2 separate regions of the Homo sapiens genome follow, and region 1 is linked to region 2. A link is an interaction called in ENCODE POLR2A ChIA-PET data of the cell type or tissue named here. Cell type or tissue: HepG2. All regions are shown on one strand. Each heading gives the region's core, and the rest is flanking DNA. Links, peaks and the distances in the headings are about the cores only. Region 1 overlaps TLE2 (TLE family member 2, transcriptional corepressor). Region 2 overlaps LOC105372242 (a long non-coding RNA gene).

What was found. Peaks named below come from ENCODE experiments on the same cell type or tissue, not always from the same donor. Only the 100,000 strongest peaks of a DNase experiment are listed, where the experiment ranks them.
Region 1: POLR2A ChIA-PET joins it to region 2 with 5 read pairs; 10 of 35 experiments call an interaction of 5 or more read pairs at or near these places.

What each region holds. Positions count from the first base shown.
Region 1 is chr19:3,012,537-3,016,916 of GRCh38, reverse strand. It overlaps TLE2 (TLE family member 2, transcriptional corepressor), which reads left to right. Exons shown (of 20, transcript NM_003260.5): 9 at 1,157-1,264; 10 at 2,303-2,347; 11 at 3,099-3,248. Among named protein-coding and RNA genes, the nearest start is that of TLE2, 15 kb to the left of the region's middle. In HepG2, for the core only: no CTCF peak of the experiment used is centred there; no DNase peak of the experiment used is centred there; H3K27me3 peaks cover 320 bases.
Region 2 is chr19:3,063,462-3,067,841 of GRCh38, reverse strand. It overlaps LOC105372242 (a long non-coding RNA gene), which reads left to right. Exons shown (of 4, transcript XR_001754027.2): 3 at 1,016-1,109; 4 at 1,814-1,896. Among named protein-coding and RNA genes, the nearest start is that of TLE5, 3.2 kb to the right of the region's middle. RefSeq lists silencers at 765-973, 1,882-2,071. In HepG2, for the core only: no CTCF peak of the experiment used is centred there; DNase peaks (open chromatin) are centred at 1,181 and 1,941.

The sequences.
Region 1 (4,380 bases), core at 127-4,126, 51 kb after region 2:
ATCCCAGCTACTCTGGAGGCTGAGGCAGAAGAATGGCGTGAACCCGGGAGGCGGAGGTTGCAGTGAGCCGAGATTGCGCCACTGCACTCCAGCTTGGGCGACAGAGCGAGACTCCATCTCAAAAGAAAAAAAAATTTCAACCTCCAGCTTTTTTCGGGTAATTAAATAAATGAATGCATGACCTTGGACCCTTCTTCCCATCCTCACTTCCGTTCGCCTAGCCATCAGCCGTTCAGCAATATCTGTGGGTGCTCCCCAACAGAAATGTCATGTGAGCTGTGTCAGTAAGTTTTTCAAAAAATGGTTTAATTTTTTTTTTTTTTTTTTGAGACTGAGTCTTGCCCTGTCGCCCAGGCTGGAGCGCAGTGGTGCAATCTCGGCTCACTGTAAGCTCCGCCTCCTGGGTTCAAGTGATTCTCCTGCCTCAGTCTCCCAAGTAGCTGGGACTACAAGTGCCCGCCACCATGCCCGGCTAATTTTTTTTTTTTTTTTTTTTTGTATTTTTAGTAGAGACGGGGTTTCACCGTGTTAGCCAGGATGGTCTCAATCTCCTGACCTTGTGATCCGCCCGCCTCGGCCTCCCAAAGTGCTGGGATTATAGGCGTGAGCCACTGCGCCCGGCCAAAATGGTTTAATTTTGAAATAATTATAGATGTCAGAGAGGTTGCAGAAGAAGTAAGGCGCTGGTTGCGGTGGCTCATGCCTGTAATCCCAGCACTTTGGGAGGCCGAGGCAGGTGGATCACCTGAGGTCAGGAGTTCGAGATAGGCCTGGCCAACATGGCGAAACCCTGTCTCTATTAAAAATACAAAAATTAGCTGGGCGTGGTGGTGGCGCCTGTAATCCCAGCTACTGGGGAGGCTGAGGCAGGAGGATCGCTTGAACCCGGGAGGCGGGGGTCTCAGTGGGCCGAGATGGCTCCACTGCACTCCAGCCTGGGCAGCAGAGCAAGACTCCGTCAAAAACAAAACAAAACAGAAGAGAGAACAAAACCTTAGCACTGAGTCAGCCGTTGGAAGCTCCCATTTCCCAGATGGGAAGCTTGAGGTCCGGACCCTAATAATGGTGGGGGACCCTCAGTCTCGGCTGGATCACAATGCAATCTAGGAGCCCAGGGCCCTGACCCTTTCTCCCCCCGGCCTTTGTCTCTCCGCAGAGTGCATCTCCCTCGCCCCCTGAGAGTCTCGTGGAGGAGGAGCGACCGAGTGGCCCTGGTGGTGGCGGGAAGCAGAGAGCAGATGAGAAGGAGCCATCAGGACCTTATGTGAGTGGGGGCAGGTGCAGGACTGGGATGGGCGTGCATGGCCCAGACCAGCCTGGCCCCTCAGAGCCTTCCAGAGCCCAGCTCTGGCCATAATTCTCTCACTCCGGAGCCTCCCATAGCTCCCTACTACTCAGAGTACTGACCAATCAGAGGAGATCCTGTAATGCAAGGCTTAACTCCAGTTGCTTGAAGTCTCTGCGGCCTCTTGGCCGTACAGCCATTTTCCCACCCTCTAGCTTTTGCTCCAGCTGTTTTCTTTCCCTAGAACACACATGTTTTAGAAACCCATTTTTCTATCAAGAAACAAAGTGCCACCTCCTACAAGAAGCCTTCCCTGACCACCTCCTAGAGGCTGGGACCTCCTCTCATTGCCAGACGGCTGCACACTTGTAGTTTCCAACTCTAGCATCCCAGGGGCCAGGCCGAATGTGGGGAATGGGGCTGTGGCCAGCTGGGGAGCCCCTTCTCCCACCTACAGGGGCAGCTGCAACTTGATCCCCGGAGACTGGCAGGCTCAGGGTGGGCCAATATTGCTGTTTCTCAGAGAAGCCTTAAATCTTCCTTTTTACCTAATAGCTTTTTTTTTTTTTTTTTGGCAATGAATTTTATTTATTTATTTATTTATTTATTAAGGTGGAGTCTTATTTTCTTTGGCAATGAATTTTATTTATTTATTTATTAAGGCGGAGTCTTTATGAAGGCGGTAAGGATGATTGCTGGTCTCTGGCTCTCCCCTCACCATGCAGAGGGGTAAACTGAGGCCTGAGAGGGCCGGGAGTCACACAGGGCACTCATGTAGTCCACATCCTTCAAAGTCCTCTCCACAAGGTGCCCACCTGCCCTGCCTCCCCACATCCTTCCCGGATGCGGGCACGTGCAGCCTTCCCTTCTGCTATGAGCAAACGGGTGCAGTGGTCTGAGAATCCCAGTCATGCCCCAGGGCTGGCTGGGCTCATGCCTCCAACTCCTGAGGAGCGGATAGGGGGTGTGGAGGCAGGGGCATGACCACAATGAGCTCTCTCCCCCATCTTCCCCCAGGAAAGCGACGAAGACAAGAGTGATTACAATCTGGTGGTGGACGAGGTGAGTCCAGGGGTCCAGCCTCTTCCCCGACTCTGGGCACAGAGCAAGGGGTGGGTTTTCTGGACTGGGAGGACCCAGAGGTAGTGGGGATCCTGGTTCCCCGCTCTGTGGGACAGCTGGGATGGGGTCAGGAAGCGTCAGGGACTCCGGGACACCTCTGGCCGACCTCCTCTCCACTGCACAGGGAGTGACTTCAAGCCCAGGTTCACTGAGTGATTTGTGGGCAGTGACACCCCCTTCCCTGGCCTCACTTTTCCCCATCTGTTCAATGGGAAAATAAAACCAAGCCTTTATATAGTCCTCGCTATGGGTGCTTATGGAGTAGAGCCTATCATTAAACCCATTTTACAGGCCGGGCGTGGTGGCTCACACCTGTGATCCCAGCACTTTGGGAGGCTGAGGCGAATGGATCACTTGAGGTCAGGAGTTTGAGACCAGCCTGACCAACATGGTGAAACCTTGTCTCTACTAAAAATACAAAAAAATTAGCTGGATGTGCTCGCTTGAACCCAGGAGGCGGAGGTTGCAGTGGGCCATTACTCCAGCCTGGGTAACGGAGCGAGACTCAAAAAAAAAAAAAATACATTTTACAGATGAGTAAACTGAGGCAGCAGAAGATTTCATAATCTTCCCATGGTGGGTCATGGGTACCCATTCTAGAGATTGGGGTGGGAGTCGGGAGGAGGATAGAGAAGGGACTCTTCTTTCCCTCTCATTTCAACTCTGCTCAACGTCACCTCCTCAAACCCAGGACCAACCCTCAGAGCCCCCCAGCCCGGCTACCACCCCCTGCGGAAAGGTACCCATCTGCATTCCTGCCCGTCGGGACCTGGTGGACAGTCCAGCCTCCTTGGCCTCTAGCCTTGGCTCACCGCTGCCTAGAGCCAAGGAGCTCATCCTGGTAAGGAGGAGGGGAGGGCCTTGAAACTCACTTTATTCATCCCGGGGGCCCCGAAGCAGACGCTACCCCATGATGCAGAGGGCAGTGATGAGAAATCAGCCAGCCGGGCTGGCATTGTCCACCCTTTCCCTGTGCTTTTTTTTTTAAACCTCCTGCTTGGACTGACTTTGTTGAACCTCAGTAAATATTAAAAGGCAACTTTGTAAAGAAGCTTTGTAGATAAATTTTAAAAGGCAATTCACTACCTTACATGGAAAGCAGGTCTCTCTCTTGCAATCAATAGGAAATCCCATGGAAATAAACATAGTGAAAGCCCAGCCAGCTAGGCTGGACTCAGGCCTGCATGTGTTGAGCCCTTCCAGAGGCGCTTAGAGACACACCGGCCCCAAGCTGAGATGTTGTCCCCGGAAGGAAAGATAATTAATATAGGAACAAGTTTTCAGTTGGACCTCCTGGAGTTTAATGCCAGGCATGTGAGCCATCTAAAAGCACCCCCAGGGCATTAGAAATTCAGCTCCTTTTGCAGCTCCCCTCACCCCAAATCTTCTCCAGACCCCTCCCCTACACTTACCAGGGAAGAGTATGTCGGTTTCTAGGCCTCCCCTCCCGGTTTCAAGGCCTCCCTTCCTGGCAGGTTACCATGGCAACCGCCAGAGGTTGGGGCTCCCATTCCATCTTAAGTGCCCACCTCCCACTGCGGGAAAAACCTTACAAGGGGATGGGTCAGCTCCGTTGTATTGGAGAAGCCCTCAGGGGTCCTCCCTGACCCCACAGTCGTCCCATCCACTCTCTCGCGGGTGCCGGTGTTGCGTGGCTGTCACTGTTTGTGCGATGGTGTCATGGGAAGCCGAGACAGACGCAAGACAAGGATGCGAAGTTTCTTGGGAGGCAGGGGAGGCAGGGGAGGCGATGACATGAAGCCGAGATAACAGAGCCTGCCCCTAGATGGAGGTCCAGCTGCTGCTTTCCTCAGAGCTCTCCTTGGGGAGGGACAGCTCTGGGTGACACCTCCCTCTCTGTGGGGGCTCAAGGAGGATTGCAGTGTGTGCTAGGCACTCTTCCTTCACCTGGGAATATGCCGCTGTGGGGTCTGCCTCTCCACGAGCCCATCCCGGAGTTTCTAATTCCTTGT
Region 2 (4,380 bases), core at 64-4,063:
ATCTTCTACCACCAGCTGCCCTGTTTCTTCCATGCTCTAAGCCAGGGGTGCTCATTCTCGTGTCATTGTGCCCCCCACGGGACACTGGGTGATGTCTGGGGACACCTGTGGGCGGAACATCTCGGGGGTGCCCCTGGCATGGAGTGAGTAGAGGCCAGGGACACCGCTCAGCACCCTGCAGTGCCCAGGACGCCCCTTGCCCCCCAAGAGAATGAATGATCTGGGCCAGAATGTCCAAAAAGCAGACTTTGCTATTTGACTGAGGCAGGGCTAGGACCAGGATGAGTGTACTTGAGAGTGAGGTCCTTTTTTTTTTTCTTCTTTTTTTGAGATGGAGTTTCATTCTTGTCGCCCAGGCTGGAGTGCAATGGTGTGATCTCGGCTCACCGCAACCTCTGCCTCCTGGGTTCAAGCGATTCTCCTGCCTCAGCCTCCTGAGCAGCTGGTATTACAGGCACCCACCACCACGCCCGGCTAATTTTGTAGTTTTAGTAGAGACGGGGTTTATCCATGTTGGTCAGGCTGGTCGCGAACTCCCGACCTCAGATGATCTGCCCGCCTCGGCCTCCCAAAGTGCTGGGATTACAGGTGTGAGCCCGCCCGGCCGAGAGTGAGGTCCTTTTTTCAGGTGTCAAACTTAAGAGGGGCCAGGCGTGGTGGCTCACACCTGTAATCCCAGCACTTTGGGAGGCCCAGGAGGGCAGACTGCTGGAGCCCAGAAGTTCAAGACCAGTCTGGGTAACATGGTGAAACCCCATCTCTATGAAAAACAAAAATTAGCCGGGCGTGGTGGCACACGCTTTTCATCCCGGATACTCGAGAAGCTGAGGTGGGCAGATTGCTTGAGCCTGGGAGGTCGAGGCTTCAGTGAGCCGAAGTCACACCACTGCGCTCCAGCGTGGGTGACAGAGTAAGAACCCTGTCTCAAAAAAAAATAAAAAAGCTAAGGGGATGCCAAATACCTAAGTCATCAGGATAAACACTATTTTGATGCAATCTACTTTTATTTTTTGAGATGGAGTCTCCCTCTGTCGCCCAGGGTGGAATGCGATGGCGCTAACTGAAGAATCTTGCTCTAAAACCTCCTGTGGCTCCCTAGTGCCCTCCAGGTAAAATCCCAGCTCCTCAGCCCAGCAGCACGTGCTGCCATCGTGTCCCGGCCAGAAGCCACACTGCAGAGTGCTCAAAGGCCCAAGGTCAAGATCAAAGGCCTGGGATAACATCGTGGTTCTGCCCCCTACCCACTTGGCCAAGTCACTTCACTTCTCTGTGACTCACTTTCCCCATTTTTTTTCGTTTTCTTTTTTTTTATTTTTTATTTTTGGAGACAGAGTCTCATTCTGTCGCCCAGGCTGGAGTGCAGTGGCACGATCTCGGCTCACTGAAACCTCCGCCTTCCGGGTTCAAGCGCTTCTCCTGCCTCAGCCTCCAGAGTAGCTGGGATTACAGGCGCCCACCACCACGCCTTAATTTTTGTATTTTTAGTAGAGACGGGGTTTCGCCATGTTGGCCAGGCTAGTATCAAACTCCTGATCCTCAAGTGATCTGCTTGCCTCGGCCTCCTAAAGTGCTGGGATGACAGGCCTGAGCCACCCTGCCGGCCTGTTTTCCCCCCATCTCTAAAATGGGTGTGACAACTGTACCTAAAGGTTAAAGTGCTTAAGGCAGCCCCTGGTGCGGAGCAAAAACATACAGACCTGTGTGGCTTGGTTGATTATTTATAGTGTGGGCCACCATTCTGGGCTGCCTTCTATGCAGAAAAAAAACCTATTTTCTAAAAACGATGATTTCACAATGACTCTCTCCTTCACAGGCCTAGGTCCCTGTGGGTGGCCCAGCCCTCACCTCACCGTGCTCAAGGTATCTGTGTCCAGTTCTGCTTCCCCTGACAGTGTGGGGGCTTCGAAAATGGGGCTGTTTGGTCACTGGGCGGGCACACTGATACCGGAAGGCGCCTGCCTAAATAAACACTGGCAGGTGGCCTCCCAGGAGAGGGGGTGTCTGGTCCCCACGGCAGTGGGGGTGGGGTGGCAGGGGTGCTAGCGGCAGGACTGGCTTCAGGGGCAGTCTAGGAACGCAGTCTCTCAGGGCCCTGCAGGAAAAACAAGGGTGTTGCGGTTGGTTGAAGGCTTGGCTGTTACTAAGTAGTATTAATCTCTGTTTCTTTGTTTCTTTTTTTTTTGAGACAGAGTTTCGCTCTTGTCGCCCAGGCTGGAGTGCAGTGGCACAATCTTGGCTCACCGCAACCTCCACCTCCCAGGTTCAAGCAATTCTCCTGCCTCAGCCTCCCAAGTGGCTAGGATTACAGGCGTGAGCCACCATGCCAGGCTAATTTTGTATTTTTAGTAGAGACGGAGTTTCTCCATGTTGGTCAGGCTGGTCTCAAGCTCCTCACCTCAGGTGATCCGCCTGCCTCGGCCTCCCAAAGCGCTGAGATTACAGGTGTGAGCCACCACACCCGGCCACCAAGTAGTAGTAATCTTAAAAATCCAAAATCCTAATCCTTTCTAGCCTCATCTTTTTTTTTTTTTTTTTTTTGAGACAGAGTCTCACTCTGTCACCCAGGCTGGAGTACAGTGGCGCGATCTTGGCTCACTGCAACCACCACCTCCCAGCTTCCAGCGATTCTCCTGCCTCAGCCTCCAAGTAGCTGGAATTAGAGGCGCCCGCCAAAACACCCCGGTAATTTTTGTATTTGTAGTAGTGACGAGGTTTCACCATGTTGGCCAGGCTGGTCTCGAACTCCTGAGCTTGTGATCCACTGGCCTCGGCTTCCCAAAGTGCTGGGACTACAGGCATGAGCCACTGCTCCCGGCTTACAAAAAATGTTAAAATTAGCTGGGCATGGTGGTGCACTCCTGTAGTCCCAGCTACTCAGGATGCTGAGGTCGGAGGATCACTTGAGCCCAGGAGTGGGAGGCTGCAGTGAGCTATGATTGCACCACTGCACTCTAGCCTATGCAACAGAGGACTGTGTCTGAAAAAATTTTTTTAGGCCGGGTGTGGTGGCTCGCGCCTGTAATCCCAGGACTTTGGGAGGCCGAGGCAGGCAGATCACGAGGTCAGGAGATCGAGACCATCCTGGCTAACACAGTGAAACTCCGTCTCTACTAAAAATACAAAAAATTAGCCGGGCGTGGTGGTGGGCGCCTGTAGCCCCAGCTACTCGGGAGGCTGAGGCAGGAGAATGGCATAAACCCGGGAGGTGGAGCTTGCAGTGAGCCGAGATGGCACCACTGCACTCCAGCCTGGGCCACACAGTGAGACTCCACCTCAAAAAAAAAATTTTTTTTTAATAAAAATATTAAAACACTGCTTTAAAGATTATTAATCTTGATCACTGAAGGCTATCACCCTTACCTGCCAAGGTAAGGAGCCTGGGGTTCCAAGTCTATTTTACAGATGGGAACACCCAAGGCCCAAATCAATTGCATTCATTCAAGGGAGCAGGCTGCCTAGTGGATGACGATGATGAAGAGACTGTGTTTCGCACCTGCCAAAGGGGGACCTTAATGTCATAGCCTTATTTCAGTAGCCTCTTTGGGACCTGTTCTCTGCGTGGCAGAGAGAGGGATCCTTTAATAACCGCCACCAGGTCCCATCCCTCCTCTTCCCACGGCTCTCCAGGATTCCCACCTCACTCAGAGCAAAAGCCCAAGTCCAGGGCCAGGCGCAGTGGCTCACACCTGTAATCCCTGCACTCTGGGAGGTGGAGGCGGGAGGATCACCTGATGTCAGGATTTCAAGACCAGTCTGGCCAATATGGTGAAACCTGTCTCTACTAAATATACAAAAATTAGCCAGGCGTGGTGATGCGCACCTGTAATCCCAGCTACTCAGGAGGCAGAGGCAGGAGAATCACTTGAATCCGGGTGGCAGAGGCTGCAGTCAGCCAACATCACATCACTGCACTCCAGCCTGGGCAACAGAGTGAGACTCCATCTCAAAAACAAACAAACAGCTGATCACGGTGGCTCACGCCTGTAATCCCAGCACTTTGGGAGGCCGAGGCGGGCAGATCATCTGAGGTCGGGAGTTCAAGACCAGCCTGACCAACATGGAGAAACCCCGTCTCTACTAAAACTCCAAAATTAGCGGGGCGTGGTGGCACGTGCCTGTAATCCAGCTACTCGGGAGGCTGAGGCAGGAATCACTTGAACCCAGGATGCGGTGAGCTGAGATTGTGCCATTGTACTCCAGCCTGGGCAACAAGAGCGAAACTCCATCTCAAAAAACAAACCAACCAACCACCAGGTCCCGTCCCTCCTCCTCCCACAGCCTTCCAGGGCTCCTACCTCACTCAGAGCAAAATCCCAAGTCCTCCCCAAGACCCACAAGTCCTTGCTGGACTGGCCTGCTTCACCAGCTACAGAGTTAGCA